Linked DNA regions of Homo sapiens: region 1 is linked to region 2. Evidence: chromatin loops called from intact Hi-C (ENCODE). Cell type or tissue: MCF 10A. All regions are shown on one strand. Links, peaks and the distances in the headings refer to the core of each region. The heading gives the core; the rest is flanking DNA.

Region 1 (8,336 bases), core at 60-8,059, 110 kb before region 2:
GTCATACCTACTCTCTGCCAGGTATTCTATATACATTATGCTATTTAATTATTAAAGCTGTTTTGTTTTATAAAATACTATTGTGAGCCCCATTGACAGATTAAACAACTAAGGCTTAGAGAAGTCAAGTAATATGTTCAAGGTCACACAGCAACTGAAGCATGAGCTGCACGCTCTTTCCTGCACATCACACTACCTCATTGGGCCCTGGGGGAAACCAGGAATAATTAAGGAGCTCTAAACTGACCACTACTTTTCCTACCTCTGGCTGCCCTGCCAAGGAGATAATCACATGCATTTCTCACACTTCTGTCCTCTCTGATTCATTTGTTTCCTCTGTTTGGTCATCATAAGACAGCCCAAGCCATTTCTCAGAGTTAGATTCATGCTGTGGGATGACAGGGCTGACTGTCTGCATCTGCTCTCAGGAGGCCCTCGACATAGGGCTGCAGCACTGACCAAGGCCTTCATTTGTCACTGAGGCCAATGTCTCAGACTTCCCTGCCAGCTCAGACCCCAACATGTGGGGACAGAGACTTGCTGGCTTCAAACCCACCCCTGAGCCATCTGGCAGACCCGAGGATCCCAGGACACTTGGCCCTCATTGCCCAGACACGCTCACCAGCAGAGTGTGTACCAAGTGCTGAGGTCTGTCATTCTGACCTTGGGCTGGTAATGGGGGCACGAACTGGGGGCGAGGAGGCATGCATGCCAGTAGCAATCTCTCTGCTTGGTTGAAGAAAAAAAAATCGAGTCATTTCTTTCACCAGTGGTGGTGATTGTATTTGTTACAGATATCTCTACCTCAGGGGCAGTGAGATCCATTTGCTATATGGCTGTGCATTGGAACATGAGGAAGAACACATCATCCTGCCTTCCCAAGCACTTTGCTAAAATTGCTCTTGCTTGTGATGTTCAGAAAACACACCCAGAAGGTCTAGTGAGGGCAGTGCATGTGAGAAGAGAGGACAGAGTGGGATGCTTAACACAGGCATCTCATCAGTCTGAGAGGCTGGTCGCCAGCCTTCCTGAGACACAGGTCTCATGCTTTCAAGCCCCTGCTCAGAAGCCTGCTATGGCTCCCCAGGTCCTTCTGCCCTGAGTCCTAACTCCATCCCTGGGCTTTTGGGAGTCTATAATATCTAGTCGTACCCTATTCTCTCTCCCAACTTGAAACTGCTAAAACCCACATACTTAAAACCTCTATACTCTCATTACCTTATCAGATTGCCCTTTCCTTTCCCTCCTTTTCCAAATCCCAAAATTTCTTCCAAATTCTGCCTGATTTTTGCCTCTACCTTTTACCAGCTTTGATTATGCCACAGCATGACATCCTTCTTCAAGCTTGGTGCTGCATTCACTCTTCTAGACTTGGATACACACTGTCTTCTTTTTTTTTTTTCAGACGGAGTCTTGCTCTGTTGCCCAGGCTGGAGTGCAATGGTACGATCTCGGCTCACCACAACCTCCACCTCCCGGGTTCAAGCGATTCTCCTGCCTCAGCCTCCCGAGTAGCTAGGATTACAGACACCCGCCACCACGCCTGGCTAATTTTGTACTTTTAGTAGAGACTTGGTTTCACCATGTTGGCCAGGCTAGTCTTGAACTCCTGACCTCAGGTGATCCACCTGCCTCGGCCTCCCAAAGTGCTGGGATTACAGGTGTGAGCCACCGTGCTCAGCTTGCTGTCTTCTTTTTAAAGGCTTTCAAAGTGTAAAACTCCCATGATCTCCACTGGTCCTTCAGGCCTGGCTTAGAAGCCCCCATCAATGTTCACTGTGTTGTTATTTTCTCTTATCCAGCCTGACTCTCTCAAGATACAGATCAATGACCTCTCATCTGGGTTGCACCCTTGATTTTCCTGCTCCTATCACTGGCTCTGCCTAAACAATTACTGTGTGTCCTTGGCTGCCATTTAACCTCAAATGGAATCCCTTCTCAGAGGCTTTATTGAGCAACTATGATGGCTAAATGAGCCAGGCAGTGAAATGGAACCAGCATTGTATGTGGCCATCCAGGAATACAAGCTTCCCTAAATCCTTGGTTCAGCCCAAATCAGAGTTCACACGGAAGAGAAACAGACATTTTTTCATATTTCTTAACTCTCAAGTTTTCATAATACTTTGTGAAAAATGTTTTATACACACCTAGATGCACATATACACACATACAGACACATAAAAACTTCAACAATAGAAATAAAAATTTTAAAAGATATTGAGCAAACATAAGCACCTAAAAAGTACACTAAGTGACTAATTTTTATTATTCCTCTAAAATGTCTGGATAATCTTAATGCAAATCATTATTATCTTTATTTTTAAAAAAATTACGATATACTCGATGCAAACCCTAAAGGGCACTTTGGAGAAGAGCCAGGATAGGTTTATATTCTTCCCATTTTCAAATAAAATGCAAAAGAAAAAACTAGTAATCATTTTAATGAGCCTTTAAATAAATTCTTGGCCAGAGCACACTGCAGTAATTTATACAAAGAACCATATACCTATATTTGCTGAGAAAGAGACATTTGTGACTTAAGACTGAATTTCCAAGAATTACTCTAGATTCTTTTTCCTTTAAGTGATGAGTTTGAATGGAAGCACATTCGCAGCCATTCCATTGCTGGGTCACACTTGCGAAGGCAGATGGAAACTCCTAGACCGGTGTCTGCCCCCTCATTGATTCTCCTTTCTGCTTTCTTAGCCCTAATGGGATCTGATACTTTCCCTTTTGGGGTGCAAGGAGTCTTTTCTGGTTCTTTTTCTGGATACACCAAGAAGAAAAACATTTGGACGTGGAATCAGTAAATGAGGGAGGTTTGGTTCATGTTTTGTTCTTTTCCTTTTTTTTTACTTCTTCCTTTCATACATTTTCCCCTAAACCCATCTCCAAAACACTGCTCTAGCCGCTTGGTAACTATGTTAATTTATGAAGCAGGAAAAAATGAGATGGCTGTGAATTAACAAAAGTGGGACCATTTCTCTCCATGAGCAGAACAATCAGTCTTTCTCAGGCAGTCAGCAAGTCTGGTTTTAAGAGACAAGGAAGAAGATGGGGAAAGAGAAAGTGGCAGCATGCCTCCTGGATAAGGCAGGACATGAGGCTCTTTAAAAATCCAAGCCTCTGGGAGCTGCATCCTCTCCAAGGAAGCCTGAAAGCAGGCAGCTCACAGCTCAGGAGGGGAGGCCCAGCAGCCACTGCGGTCAGCACTAAAGGCACAGCCAGGCAGCCGGACCCTGGCTTCCAGTCTGCAATCTTGATGCCAGCTCCATCCCAGTAGTAACAATCTTTCTGTTTCTGTAGCTCATTTCTTTCAAACAAAATTACAACTCTCATTTTTCCTAGATATGTTCTTTATTTTTTGCCATGGAAAGGCTCTCTTATTTGATTAAACAAAAATAAAATAAGCTGCATAGGAGCAATTTGAAAGTCCAAAGAGACACCAACTTTGTTTTAAGGCTGTAGTAACTGATACAGCATCTCCTTGCTACCTTCTCCAGCCTCCTCTGTGGACCACAGCAATTCATTCAGAAGCCTGTTAGCTAACATGTCAGTTTTGGGACACTTTACCATTGGTTCTTCACCTGCTCATTGTCTGCCATACCTGCAGCCTTCAATAATAACATTCAAGATTTAAAAATGAAAAACAAAAGAGGAAAAAGAAACCCAAAAGCCTCAAACAAACAAAAACCTGCTTTTTCCTAAAGGTTTGGGGGAAAATATTCATTTCCCCACTCATCTGCTGAATTGATGGGATTCACACTATCAGGGCAATGCCCATTGAAAAGGGGCAAAAAGCAGTCAGCGCCTCAGATGGGCTTGGAGCATGGTTTCTGCCACCAGGGGGAGTTATTCTGGTAGTGCATATTCCTTATATCATGTTTGCCTTGGACAAAAAAATTAAGTGGTTTAACCTGGTCATTCTAACATAAGGCAACATGCCTATGTTAATTCCCCTAATTCGGCATTTACTTTTCTTAAAAAAGAGAAAAAGACAACCGAGTCATGTGTTCTACAGTTAAAAATTAAAGCATTTTGAGTTCATTTTCTTTGCAAGGACATGGATGAAGCTGGAAACCATCATTCTCAGCAAACTAACACAGGAACAGAAAATCAAACATCGCATGTTCTCACTCATAGTGGGAGTTAAATAATGAGAACACATGAACACAGGGAGGGGAACATCACACACTGGGGCCTGTCAGGGGAAAGGGGAGGGAGAGCATTAGGAAGAATATCTAATGCAGCCAGGGCTTAAAACCTAGATGACGGGTTGATAGGTACAGCAAATCACCATGGCACATGTATACCTATGTAACAAACCTGCACGTTCTGCACATGTATCCCAGAACTTAAAGTAAATTTTTTTAAAAAAATTAAAGCATTTTGCTGGCCAGGCATGGGAGCTAGTGGACAGTATTAAGAACAATTCATAAAAAAATGCTAACAACCCTCCCATACAATATATCTAACATGCTAGTTATGCTTCTGAAAGAAGGGGACAGGTAAGTGATCTTTTATCCCCATTTTACAAATTGAGAAGGTGAGGATCAGAGAATTTAAATGACTTCTCAGTGCCATACAGGTAGTTAACAGAAAGGCTTAAAACAGAAATCCTGATTCTTTTCCCAGATAGCCCACCTCCCAGGGACCCAGCCTCTTGCTCCTTTATCAAGCCATTTGGCCTTTGTCATGCTGCTCAACCATTCTGGGCAGTTTTGAATGCAAGTCCTTGGTTTCCCACCCAGGTTCATTTGAAATGAGATTCCAGCTGCAATACCCTTTGGGCTTTGAGAGTGGAGTACTGAGAGGCTGTGGATATCTCTGTAAGCCGTAGAGACACAACTGACATTCAGCAGGACCGACGTGGAATGCTATTTTCCTACCACTTCATATTTGTGCTCACCTTATTCTCAGTCAAGGTTCTCTATCAGATCAGAATTCTCCAGCTGTCACCAGCCTTATGGGCTTGGCAGAGAATACTAGACTAGGAGTCTGTAAACTGCTCCCGCCCCAGCTCTGAGGCAAGTGACTCTATGACCTCAGACAAGTCCCTGAGTGGCCTCTTCTGTTCAATGAGGGTCTGCACAGTCTCCGAGAGCCCTTTAAGCTCCAATATGCAGTGAGTCTAAGAATTAAATATGAATGGAAACGAGTTAAATGAGCATATTAGACCAAGGCACATGACCATCAGCAACAAATCTGAGCAAATGGCTAACATCTCAGTACCAAATATCCATCATCTGCAAATTGCATGATGATCGTGCCAACATCATAGAGTTTCTGTTGAAGTATTAAATGAGTTAATTCATTGGAAGCATTTAGGATAATTTTCAGCACATAGCAAACTCTCAAAAAACTCTAGCTCCTTCTTGTATTATTATTTTTACTATCATTGTCATTATTATCATAGACACTTGTTGCCTTTATGAATAGAAACAGATACTAGCACTAACAGAGACTTCTTTGCTCCTTAACAGACAGGTTATTATGCACATGTTACGAAGAGAAAAAGAAAGGCTCACAGAGGAGAGATGTCTGGTTGATGTGTCATTAAGTCAATGGCCATGAAGGAGGGAGTGTGGTACAGCAGAGCTAAGCTCCCACTCCCTATTGCAACACTTGGTGTCCTCTATTCTGGGTTACCAGAACAGGCAGCATCTCTAACTCCCTTGCCTGCAGGAGGAGGGCTAAGCGTCCCTGGGTAATGCGTGTGATGCTCCTATGAAGTTGCATTGGCTCATGCTGATAGAACCCCTTAATTGTGCCAGCAAGTAGTGCTGCTGCTCTGACTTCTACCAGCAGAGCCAGTGTGTTTCAGGGACCCACCTTTTGACCAAGGAACTGTAACTTCAGAAAAGATAGCCCAGGTAACAGGGCTTGGCCAGCCAACATGTAGTCATATAACTAAGAGCTATGAGGATTACACTTCCTAAGGGCTTGGCCAGCCAACATGTAGTCATATAACTAAGAGCTATGAGGATTACACTTCCTAAGGACTTCCCAACTGGCTATCCAATGAGCCACAGAAATTAAATGTGGATCATCACATGGTACTGCAAAGCCCTCTGAAAAACACTGTCTAAATGGTGGCCATCCAGACGACCTGAGCTGGAAGGGGCTTCGAAAAGCATAGAACATAAACTTGCCATTATACAAATAGAGAAATGAAAGCCCTGGGAGGGAAGTGGCCTATATAAAGACACTGAGTTGCTCAGGGGCAAAACCAGAAGCAGAAAGCAGACATCTGCCCCCTACCCCTACTCTAGTGGTCTTACCCTACAATGACACAAAAAGTCCCTTTGCACTGAAGGATCAACCATGTGCTTCCTCTGAGTCAAAGGGAAATCTTTGTAAGCCACACTTGACTTAGTTTATCTCTCACACATATAAGGGTATCAGTGCAGGTCCCCAGCAAGAGAGTCTACGAAGTGTTCTCCTGTGACTCTAAAGACCACTTTGCAAATACCAACTTTTCACCTGTAGACTTAGTTACCACTTGAATATGCCACATGCTGCCAACTGGAAACAGGGATAACAGTAGATTTGGTACAGCCTGTTAGCCCCCAAACCCTGAACTCCACCTCCTAAATATTTCAAAACACGGATGTTTCATATTAAAATCTATATAGAAAAATATCTTTAAAACTCAGAACATAATAGCAAGGATGTTAACAATAACTGGCTATGCTGGGCCCTCATTTTCACATGACAACAGTCATTTGGAGCCTAATGGCAAAAGGCCCTTTACAGAGGGGCTTCCAAGTCTCTACCTGGCCCACATCTTCCTTGCCATTATCTTCTGGCCCCTGCATGCATCCGAATTTGAGACCTAGGTCTATGTAGCAGTCATTTTCTTCGGTGCATCTTGTCTGCCCAGGTGAATTGCACATTTCTGAAAGCAGGAAACTCCCTCCCTCAAAACATACTTTGCTCAGAGGTAGACATTTTTAAAAGATTGTTCAACAGCCTAAAATTACCTTTCCACCTTTTTGGCCTTACTTTAGTGTAAGAGACTTTAATATTTGTGGACTGAAAATGTGTTACCCTGCCACTTACTTTCCCTGACCCTGCAACTATCTTAGGAGTCTGGTATTTTAAAATTCTGTGCTATGTTTTGGTTAAAGGTTTTCCAGCATTTTAAAGATAGTTCAGGGTTATGTGTTGTATCCAGAGAGCGACATTGGCATAACCAGCCTCCGACCACACACGCGGTGCCTCTCGAACAGCTTGACAAAAGCAGCTTGCTCACTGTAAGAATCTCACTGGTAATTCCCACTATATTTCTGCAGGGTAGCCTGAAAGTAATTATCCTTCTCACTGGTAAATCAATTAGGAATGCAGGATGTAATATTCCCCTCCTCCTCCAAGAAACTGCTAATCCTCTAACACTAATGAACAGAAAACCCCAGGCAACAGGGTTACCACTAATAGAGTGATGATTACAACTCACCTGGTCTTTATACCTGTGGTAGTGGCACCAACCCTGTGGGCAGATAGAGGTGAACAGGAATCCTGGACCCCCTCTTATTAGCTATTTTCCAAAATTAAGTGTCTATCTGCTTGAGCCTCAGTTTCTTCGTCTGTCAAATGAGGATAAAACTACCACGCTCAGGAGATTAATAGTAAAACTTAGAATAAAGTGTAGTAAGGAACTTAGCCCAGTGCCTAGAACTTATTAGAAGCTCAATAGAAAGAACTCATTAGCCTATACTGATGTCAGACCTTATAGTTTTCATCACACACACACACACACACACACACACACACACAGAGAGAGAGAGAGAGAGACATGTACCTCTAACTATAGTAATTTGGTCACATTCTCTGGCTGTTAGACCAGTGTGTGCTCTCTGCCATTTCCAATGCACTGTCTCCAAAGTTGCAGGTGGCAGTCACTTTGGAGCCAGAGTAATTAGACAATAACATGCCTGCATTTCTCTGTCCACTCAAAGATTCATTCTCAAATAAGCTCGCCCATGGGAGTCAGGCTCCTCTCTAGTTAAGGCACAAAGCCTTCAGCCTGTTTTTACAAAGCACAGCAGACTTGACCTTGGCACTTGCCATTCTGCATGGGCCTGAGGACAAGAAACAACTGACAGTAATGAGTTCTGGGAACCCAGGGATGTTTATCTCATGCAAGGGGAAGGAGAAGCTGTGAGCTAGAGCTTACTAGCCCCACCATAATGGAGCCACTCCTCTGGGAGGCAAACCATACACTCTCTTGCTTCCAGAGCTAATATACTATTCCTCATCTTCAAGTACCAACCAGACACATTCAGCAATTCTGGGCTCCCATAAGGAAGTTGGGCTCAAACCTGGGCAATGAGTTA
Region 2 (8,336 bases), core at 195-8,194:
AATTCCAGGGAAAGGGGACAACGTCTATGAAGGCACAGAGGCATGCTGATCAGGAATGACAAAGACAGTTGAAACATGGAGTCTTAGTTCAGGGTTGCTGAGGGTGAGTCAGTGTAAAAGCTGGGCTTTGGAGGAGGGTCTAGTTCAAATATTTTGCATGGCATGTGCCTTTGGAGTGGGAAAGAAGAGCAGGAAGATCGGAGGGAAAGAATATAGAAAAGGCTAGTAATACTACTCACTGCAGGTAGGAAGAGAGAGAGGAAACAGAAGGCAGGTCACTGAACCCCATTTTCCACAAAAAGGAAAGCTGATTTAACTCCCCCCTTGTGTCTTGAGACTCCAAACACTGCCCATTCCACTGCTGTGAGTGACTAGCCCCTTAGAAGCTATTCAGGTAAGAGATATTCTAGAAGAGCCTGTGCATGATTAAGAGATGAGAGAACATATACGAATTTCTACTTAAGTTGCAAAGTGACTCTGGAATAGGGGGAAAAAAACATAAGTCTTCCTAAACTATTCTTAAAGACCACACCCCCTGGCAAAAAAAAAAAAAAAAAGAAAGAAAAGAAAACTCCCTTAAATATACTTCATCAGTGAGATAAATTTTTTCTTTGCCCAGAGAAACAGATTTTAGAATTTCCAAAATGATCACGACAATGGTGGAAGAAATTTTTTTTTTCTCAAACCCATGAAAACATTATCGTCCTGGTTACTATTTTCATTTCATGGAAGAGATAGATTATTTTTCTTTAAAGTGATTCTTGCCAGCCCCTGGAGCATCTTCAGTGGGATCTTCTCATTTGGCGCCATCAGCTCCAACCAACCCATGAAGAGAGGCTAAGGGGTGTGGGACAGGCCATTAGACCCAACGCTGTAGAGCAGAGAGCCACCCTGTTCTGTCCTATACATGCACCCAGCACACTGGAAATGAGTTGCTAAGGCTACGGTAAGGAAATGACCCAGGTTCAATCCTTCCACAAATGTTACTGAAGCCCCTTCTGTGATCCCATCACTGAACTGAGTATGTAGATTAGTATATTAGTACATAAAACAGGCCAGCCCTAAATTCATGGAGCATAAAATCTAGTCGTAGGGGTGACTGAGTCTTGTAAACTAAACAAAAAAATAAATATATAATCTCTAATTGCAATGAAGTTTCCTGAATTAGAGAATAATAAAGTGAGGATACCTTTCACAATGTGAAGTCACAAACACCCTTAGCAGATGATGAACGGGTCGTGGGAACTGTCTGGTCACTTGAGGAAGAGCAAAAGGAAAGGCACTGTGCTCACAGGGAATAGCAGCAGTGAAGGCCCTGAAGCTGAAAATACTTTGGCACATTTAAGAGACCAAAGGAAAGTCAGGGAGCCTGGAGGGTGGTGGATAAATCTGAGATGAAGTTGAAAAAATGGTGAAGCAGGCCAGGGCCCAGTAGGCCATGGAGTAAGAAAACTATCCTAAGATGATTTTGGAACTAAAGACCAAGGCCCTGTGTTTTGAAGTTAGAGCTGGGGGCAAATTGCAGTGCCACAGAAAAGAAATAGGTGGGCTCTACATTCTGATTCTTAAAGACTTAAAATCCATATACCCATGATCCACCCACAGCATCCCCTTCAAGAAGGACATGGGGATGAAACTGGTGCATACTTCCTCCAAATACTGCTCTGGTTACCCTTTGAGAGCTTTTGAGCTCTACTGGCTCTGGATGTTTACCTTTCCAAGCTAGACTCCACAGCACTGCCTTGCTGTCTACTCATCCAGCCCCTGCTTATAGCCCACACTTAGGGCCCAAGCTCCACCCAGGCCCTTAAGAGTAAAACCTGGTTCCAATGGGAAAGGCCCATTAGGGGCTGGAGTTTTCAGGTTAAAGTCGCCCCCATCCCTGTGTGTGACTACCAATGTATGACTCACTGGAATATTCCAACATTGTGCATTGTTATTATTTGAGGAAACAAAGCTTTTTATTTTTGGAATCGCCAGCTGGAAGTAGAGGTAGAAAAGGCAAAGGAAATAATATTTGAGTAGAAGAGGTTTTGTTTATTTGCTTTAACTGAAATAATACAACAAAAGCTAGGTCTCAGTTTGTCTACTATTTTGACAGGATTCATAAAGGAAACAAAATCTTGGAAATAACTAAGGATGGACCTAACTAGTGAGGAAGTGATCACTGGGCTAAGGTGTACTGCGTCCTTACTCTGACATTTTAGATACGCAACTGCTGGAATAAGGAAACAAAATCTTGGGAATAACTAAGGATGGGGCCTAGCTAGTGGGGAAGTGATCACTGGACTAAGATGCACTGTGTCCTTACTCTGACATTCTAGGTGCGCTACCACTGAACAGGAGAGTTCTCCAAGAGAGATGGAAATCTCTGTCTACCCTTCATCTGGATCCTTTCAGGGTGCTACTACCAAGTTATTTTTTTTCTCTTTGGCATTTCCATTTATTCATTCCTCTTTGTTTTTTCTAGGTTGTCAATTCCTTTTATTTTTGTTTATATAAATGTATGGGGCACACGTATAATTTCATTAGATGCATAGATTGCATAATAGTCAAGCAGGGCTTTCAGGGTATCCATCACCCAAATAACATATATTGAGACCAGATTGATGTTTTCTGATGCACATCTCTTGGCAGGCCATTCCTTTGTTCTCAAAACATCAATCATTTCCCTGCCTGCAAAAGTCCATAGCCTTCAGCCGAGAATGTAAGGCTGTCTGCTATCTGGCTGCCACCATCATCTGCCCTGCACCGCTCCGCTAAATGAGCCTCTGGTCTCTGACCTGACTCCCTGCGTATGAACCTCTCCCCATGAGATGCTGCTCTTGGCTTACTCCAGAGCTACTTCCTCCCCATCCTGCAATGCTTATCCTAAATTCCAGTCCCTTTCTAGGGATCTAGTGACTAGGACAGAAAGCACATATCTAGGCAAAATTTGTGGCTCTGCCACTTTTCAGCTGTGTGACCTTCGGCAAGACACTTCACTTAAGCTCTATAGCTTCCATTTCCTCCTGTGTAAAATAAGTGTGAAAGCTCTGCCTCACCAGGCAACTGTGAGGAGTAAATGAGGCAAAGCACTGTGTTCCTTCATGTCTCCTGGCAAGTTCCCTCTCTTCTCAGAAACCAGCCTCAACTCCCTCAGGCAAGTTCTGTTCTCTTGCATGTGCAACTTAGAGTAATTATCCTGGTGGTGGTTGATTGTTTGCAGGTCCCACTCCCATGAAGCTGGGACCTCTTTGAGAACAGGCACTCAGGTTTTTCATCTTTGTATTGCCAGGAAATGAACAAATGAATGAATGTGTAAAATATCTGGTCCAGTTCCTGGCACACGAAATGTACCAGTAAATATTTTCCCTTCCTATATGGTACTTTTAATATGTTGTTTTGTGTTATAATTATTACGTGCATGTCTTATCTCTTTCCCTGGATTTTAAGTTCCTTGAAGCAATGGGCTTTTCTTAATCATTTTTAGAATTTTGTTTTTTAAATTTACATACAGTACAATTCACTCTTTGTGGTATACATCTCTATGAGTTTTGAAAAATGCATGATATTGTGTAACCATCTGTCTCAGACATTTTTATTTCTCCCTAGGCACTATCGCTCTATAAATGTTTACTGAATAAATGAATAAGTGAATGAAGGAAACAATAAATAAACAAATATTTGCTAGGAAAGTTTCCACAATAGCCACCCAGATAGTTCTCAAGGCAAAGAAAATCAGATGACAAGTATGTAACTGCTATACCACCTTTCAGCAAAGTAAATTCCCAATATCTATCGGAAATCTTTTAAAAACACTTATACCCTCTGGCCCAGTATTTCCACTTCTAAGACTATGTACAGCAGAAATAATCAGATGCCCACATGATTTAGGTTTCAGGAAGGTCATAAAGCATTATTTATAATAGCACATTATCAGAAACAACATAAACAGCCAAATAATCATATAATTAAACTGTACTACTTAATATGATGAGACTGAAATTATATTTCTACATTTTACTTTACAATATTGAAATGTCTACTTGTATAATGTTAAGTGTAAAATGCAATCCATAAAACAGTACATATACCATTAACAAGTGTTTAAAAAATATACACACTATATGATGACAATGTTAAATATAAATCTTTATATAAAGTGTTCATCTAATTTTACAAAATAAATGTACACGTATGTTAACATAATCTCCAGTGCGTGACAGGCCATTTCTGTTTCCCTCACTATATGTTTTCAGATTTTCTAATTTCTTACAACAGATACTCCTATTTCTTTTATATTCAGAAAAAAACTATTATAAAAATAGAGGTGAAAATCCTTTATTTCTGCTTTTAAAATCTCATAACCTTTATTTCATCTCTAGATGACTCAGTGGTGGCTAAATTTTAACATTCAAGATGTGGCATATGGCTCTGCTTAAACAAGAACATGCTTTCTGTCGGAAGCATGTTCAGAAATAGTCCAACCCACTGGTGGGTGACACATTTCATGCAAAGCTCCAGGAAGCAGCCCCTATCCCAGGGGGCTGAGGCTTCAACATGGTTACATCAGGAGAACATCAAATAAAGGACACTGTGTACAGTCTGTGGCTCGATGAGCAACTTCACTTTCACCACTAACAGGCTACATGACCATCCTTAACCTCATATGCTGGGAGTACGTTTTATTCATTTCTGTATCCCCAAGCAACTAGTAGAGTAGCTATCCCACACAACAGACGACAAAATAATGCTCATTAAATGAGGATGGAGACATCATGAGTAAGAGCTGGAAGGTGGTACAAGATGTGCTCTAAACTATAAAGCAGTCCCGCTTGGAGAACAGGTGTGGCCAACTGCAGCAGTGGCCATGATGTCACACATTCCTGCAACCACACTCATTTCCTGTTGTAACTTGAGCTTCAATCAAGAGTCAATCACCCCAGGCTTTAAATATAGGTTGGCGTTTTACTTGTTTTGCCCAAAACAATATGACAGAAACAATGGTGTTACAGTTCTGAGTCCAGGTCTCCAGAGACATTGCATGTTTCTACTTGCTCTTTGAGAACCATGCCTAGCCACAAGAACAAGCCTGGGCTAGCCTGCTGGAGGATGAGACACATGTCTGGCTTCCCTAGCACCCCAGCTGACAGCCAGCCAACCCCCAGGAGCAGGGCCAGTTAGCTGGCATGGGCATGACTACAAATGTATGAGGAATCCCAACCAAGACCAGAACAACTGATCAGCTGAGCCCAGCCAAAATTGCCAACTCACAGAACGCTTAGGCAACTAATTAAGACACTAAGTCTTGGGAGATGAATGACAAATAGGCTATTTCAGCTTTTAAATCCTATTTGTATATCCTAAAGGTATCTAAAACTCAAGACATTTGAAACTGAACCCATGTTCTACCTCCCAAAACCTCTACTGTTCTGTGAATGGCGTAACTATCCTTCCCATTTTATATGACAAAAAATGAAAAATCATTCTTAAATCTTTCCTTGCTTTCTCCCTCATTTTACTATAGCCAACGCAATCAATGGGTTGATTTTGCCGTCGAAATATTTCTCAAATCCATTTACTTCTATTTCTATCACCAGCACGTCTTCAAGTTACCAGCAGTCCATTTCTGCTGTGTGACTTTTGACAGGTTACTTCATTCTCTGTTCTCTGAGCCTCCACTCCCTTAACTGTAAAATGGGATAATTCTAGTATCTGCTTCATAGGATTGTGCACATCAAAGTATTCAGTAGAATAACTGATGTAAATACTCAGTAGATGTTAGTTAATTTACCTTCATAAGATGGCTGATAGAGCTTCTTCATGATGGGCTCCAGTCTCCTTATCTACTGATGGTTTCCACCATCTCATTTACATGGAAACAACTGCAAATTGCCTTTACTCAATGCCTCATTCTCTTTTTTGATTCCAGGCCTTCACACATGTTTTTCCCTCCATCTGAATGTCCTTCCCATCATCCATTACAGGTGAATGCCTATCCTTCAAAACCCAAATCATACATTTACCTCCATATTTTCATTGTTCCCTGTTGCCCCCATTTAGAGTCAGCCATTCCTTTTCATGCTATCTCTGTGCTCTATGCATGCTTCTCCTGTATTACACATTATACTAATTTATTTATTTCTATCCACTATTTTCTTGTTTACTATTTGAAGCAAAAGCCCTGTCTTTACATCCTCAGCCCCTAGTGTCCAGAATATAGTACTTGCTAAATAAATCCTTGGTAAATGGATAAATGAAGATCCACTCTGATGTCCTTCACCAACTCACAAAAGCAGAACGTATCCTGCTTCTTCTGCTTCAGAAGTCCTAGTTCTGTTGGTGCCAAAGCAACTGGCAACCATTTGGAAAATATTTGCTCTCACTCCCCCCACCCAGATTCCAAATTCCAGTTCAAAGCCAAGTGCCTGTCTTCCCGCCAGGGCAGCCCACAGCTTTACTGCAAATGTTTCCCTCAGCTCTCCCCTGTGCATAACCTTAGCTATATTATTTACGACTGTGAACACCATAATATACATTTAAATATGCTGTAAAGGTCAGACAACTGAGCCATACCCCTTCCTGGGAATCCATTTCATATCATGGCAGAGGCAGGCCTTCCAGCCCTCACTCAAAACCAGATTTGAAAGTAAATTACGAAGCCTTTTTTTCTGGTGTGAGGACAACTCCCTCATGCATCACATTCTATGGAATCATCGCTATAAATCCATCTGTTACAAGCTGGGAGAGCAGCAAGTGTTGGAAGCCACAGAATGATTTTAGCTTTTGAGCTGTCACCCTCATATTCAAGAAGTTCAACTACAAAAATCAGCCTCACGTTTCAAAAAAATAAAGAGAAAAGAGGTGAAGAAAGCACTTGGAGAATGGATGCTGCTCCACCCTCCCCCACAACCTGAGACGCTCTAAACGTAGGATTCTTAGACTTCTAGAAAGCCACTCATCTCTTTTCTTCTTCCAATGTCCTCCAGTTTAGTAACCTCTATTTTTTACCTTGCCCTGATAGTTCATGTTTGTCTTAAATTTAGAGGTTTTAAGAACTCTTAAAGGAAATGATTAAATGGTAGATACTCTCTCCAAAGAAATATATAATGTATTCACATAAAAATTTCCACTTCATATCTGGGTGTTCATGAATTCCTCAAGACCTCTCCATGGGCCAAGGAATCCCCAAACAGAATGTACCATATTGTCACTCAGCTGAAAATGGAATAAAAAGTGGTATGTTTTTGTACAAAATGCATGTGCATGCGCACGCATGCATGCACACACACGCACACACACACATGCGCACACACACACAGAGAGCAAGGAGCTTAGTGAAGAGATTATAAAGAGCAGACCATTTCTTAAAAGCAACAGTCCACAAGGGTCTGAAAATGCTTCCTGGGAATCCACATCCTAGATTTTCCCAGAGGCATTCTGAATGCAAGAAGAAAACATTTGGGCTACATTAGGATGTACTCTAAAGAATCTGGTTCTTCCCAAAAATTCCCCAAGGTCCAGAAAGTTTTCCAGAATGTGTCATCATCCAAAATGGAAAGGGAGATCTCAACAGCTCAGACTAAACCCTAAAACGGCAAACACCCCTTAGTTCTCTTCCATGTGTTTCATTATGAAAACCACAAAACATCCAAGATAATTTGTAGGAGAAAGAAAAGGTCACCCATAATCACACTAGCCTCTTACAACTGTTCCTATCTTTATGATTTCTTTGTAGTTGGACAAAATGTAGACCTTTGTACAGAGTTAGGATCAAGTACATATACCATTTTAAACTACTTTTTTGTTGACAACTAACCTATTAATATATTCTCATTTTTCCACAAAGCCTTCAAAATGGTCATTATTGTTATTATGAAACAAAACTTACGTTATTTCCCTTTTAATGTGTTTTTATGCATTTAGCATATTTTCAGTTTTGAACAAGTCCCTAGGATAAATTCCAAGGTGTAATATTACTTAGTCAAAGGTAATAAACAATGTTGTGGCTTTGGGTACATCTTGCAACGTTGGCTTCCAAAGCAATTGTTTTGATTTACAATGCCACTACCATGATTACTCTCATGTCACCCCAACTGAAGAGGGTTCTAGAACTTACAGCATCATAAGTCACATTCAGAGACATTATGCTGCTGTTTTTTTGAAGCCACTATCCATAATCCTATTGTGTCACCTGTAACTGGTCTTCAAACTTCTCTATGCCTAAACTTACCCTCTGGGCACAAAGGAAGGACACTCAGAGGAGACAGCTAGAATGGTGGAAAGACGTAGTATAGGTTAGTCAGGAATATCCTGTTTAGATTCCTGGCTTTCTAAATTACTAGCCATGTGGT

Evidence for each region. A loop is a pair of places that touch in the nucleus more often than their neighbours do. Peaks named below come from ENCODE experiments on the same cell type or tissue, not always from the same donor. Only the 100,000 strongest peaks of a DNase experiment are listed, where the experiment ranks them.
Region 1: it touches region 2 in a loop (4-fold over the local background); 2 of 110 quality-filtered maps call a loop at or near these places.

Annotation. Positions count from the first base shown.
Region 1 is chr10:104,920,944-104,929,279 of GRCh38, reverse strand. All of the region lies in intron 3 of SORCS3 (sortilin related VPS10 domain containing receptor 3), which reads right to left. Among named protein-coding and RNA genes, the nearest start is that of SORCS3-AS1, 260 kb to the right of the region's middle. In MCF 10A, for the core only: a CTCF peak has its summit at 3,858 (motif pointing right); a DNase peak (open chromatin) is centred at 3,849.
Region 2 is chr10:104,806,151-104,814,486 of GRCh38, reverse strand. The region is part of intron 1 of SORCS3 (sortilin related VPS10 domain containing receptor 3); the gene reads right to left. Among named protein-coding and RNA genes, the nearest start is that of SORCS3-AS1, 140 kb to the right of the region's middle. RefSeq lists enhancers at 4,623-5,146, 4,313-5,512. In MCF 10A, for the core only: no CTCF peak of the experiment used is centred there; a DNase peak (open chromatin) is centred at 5,026.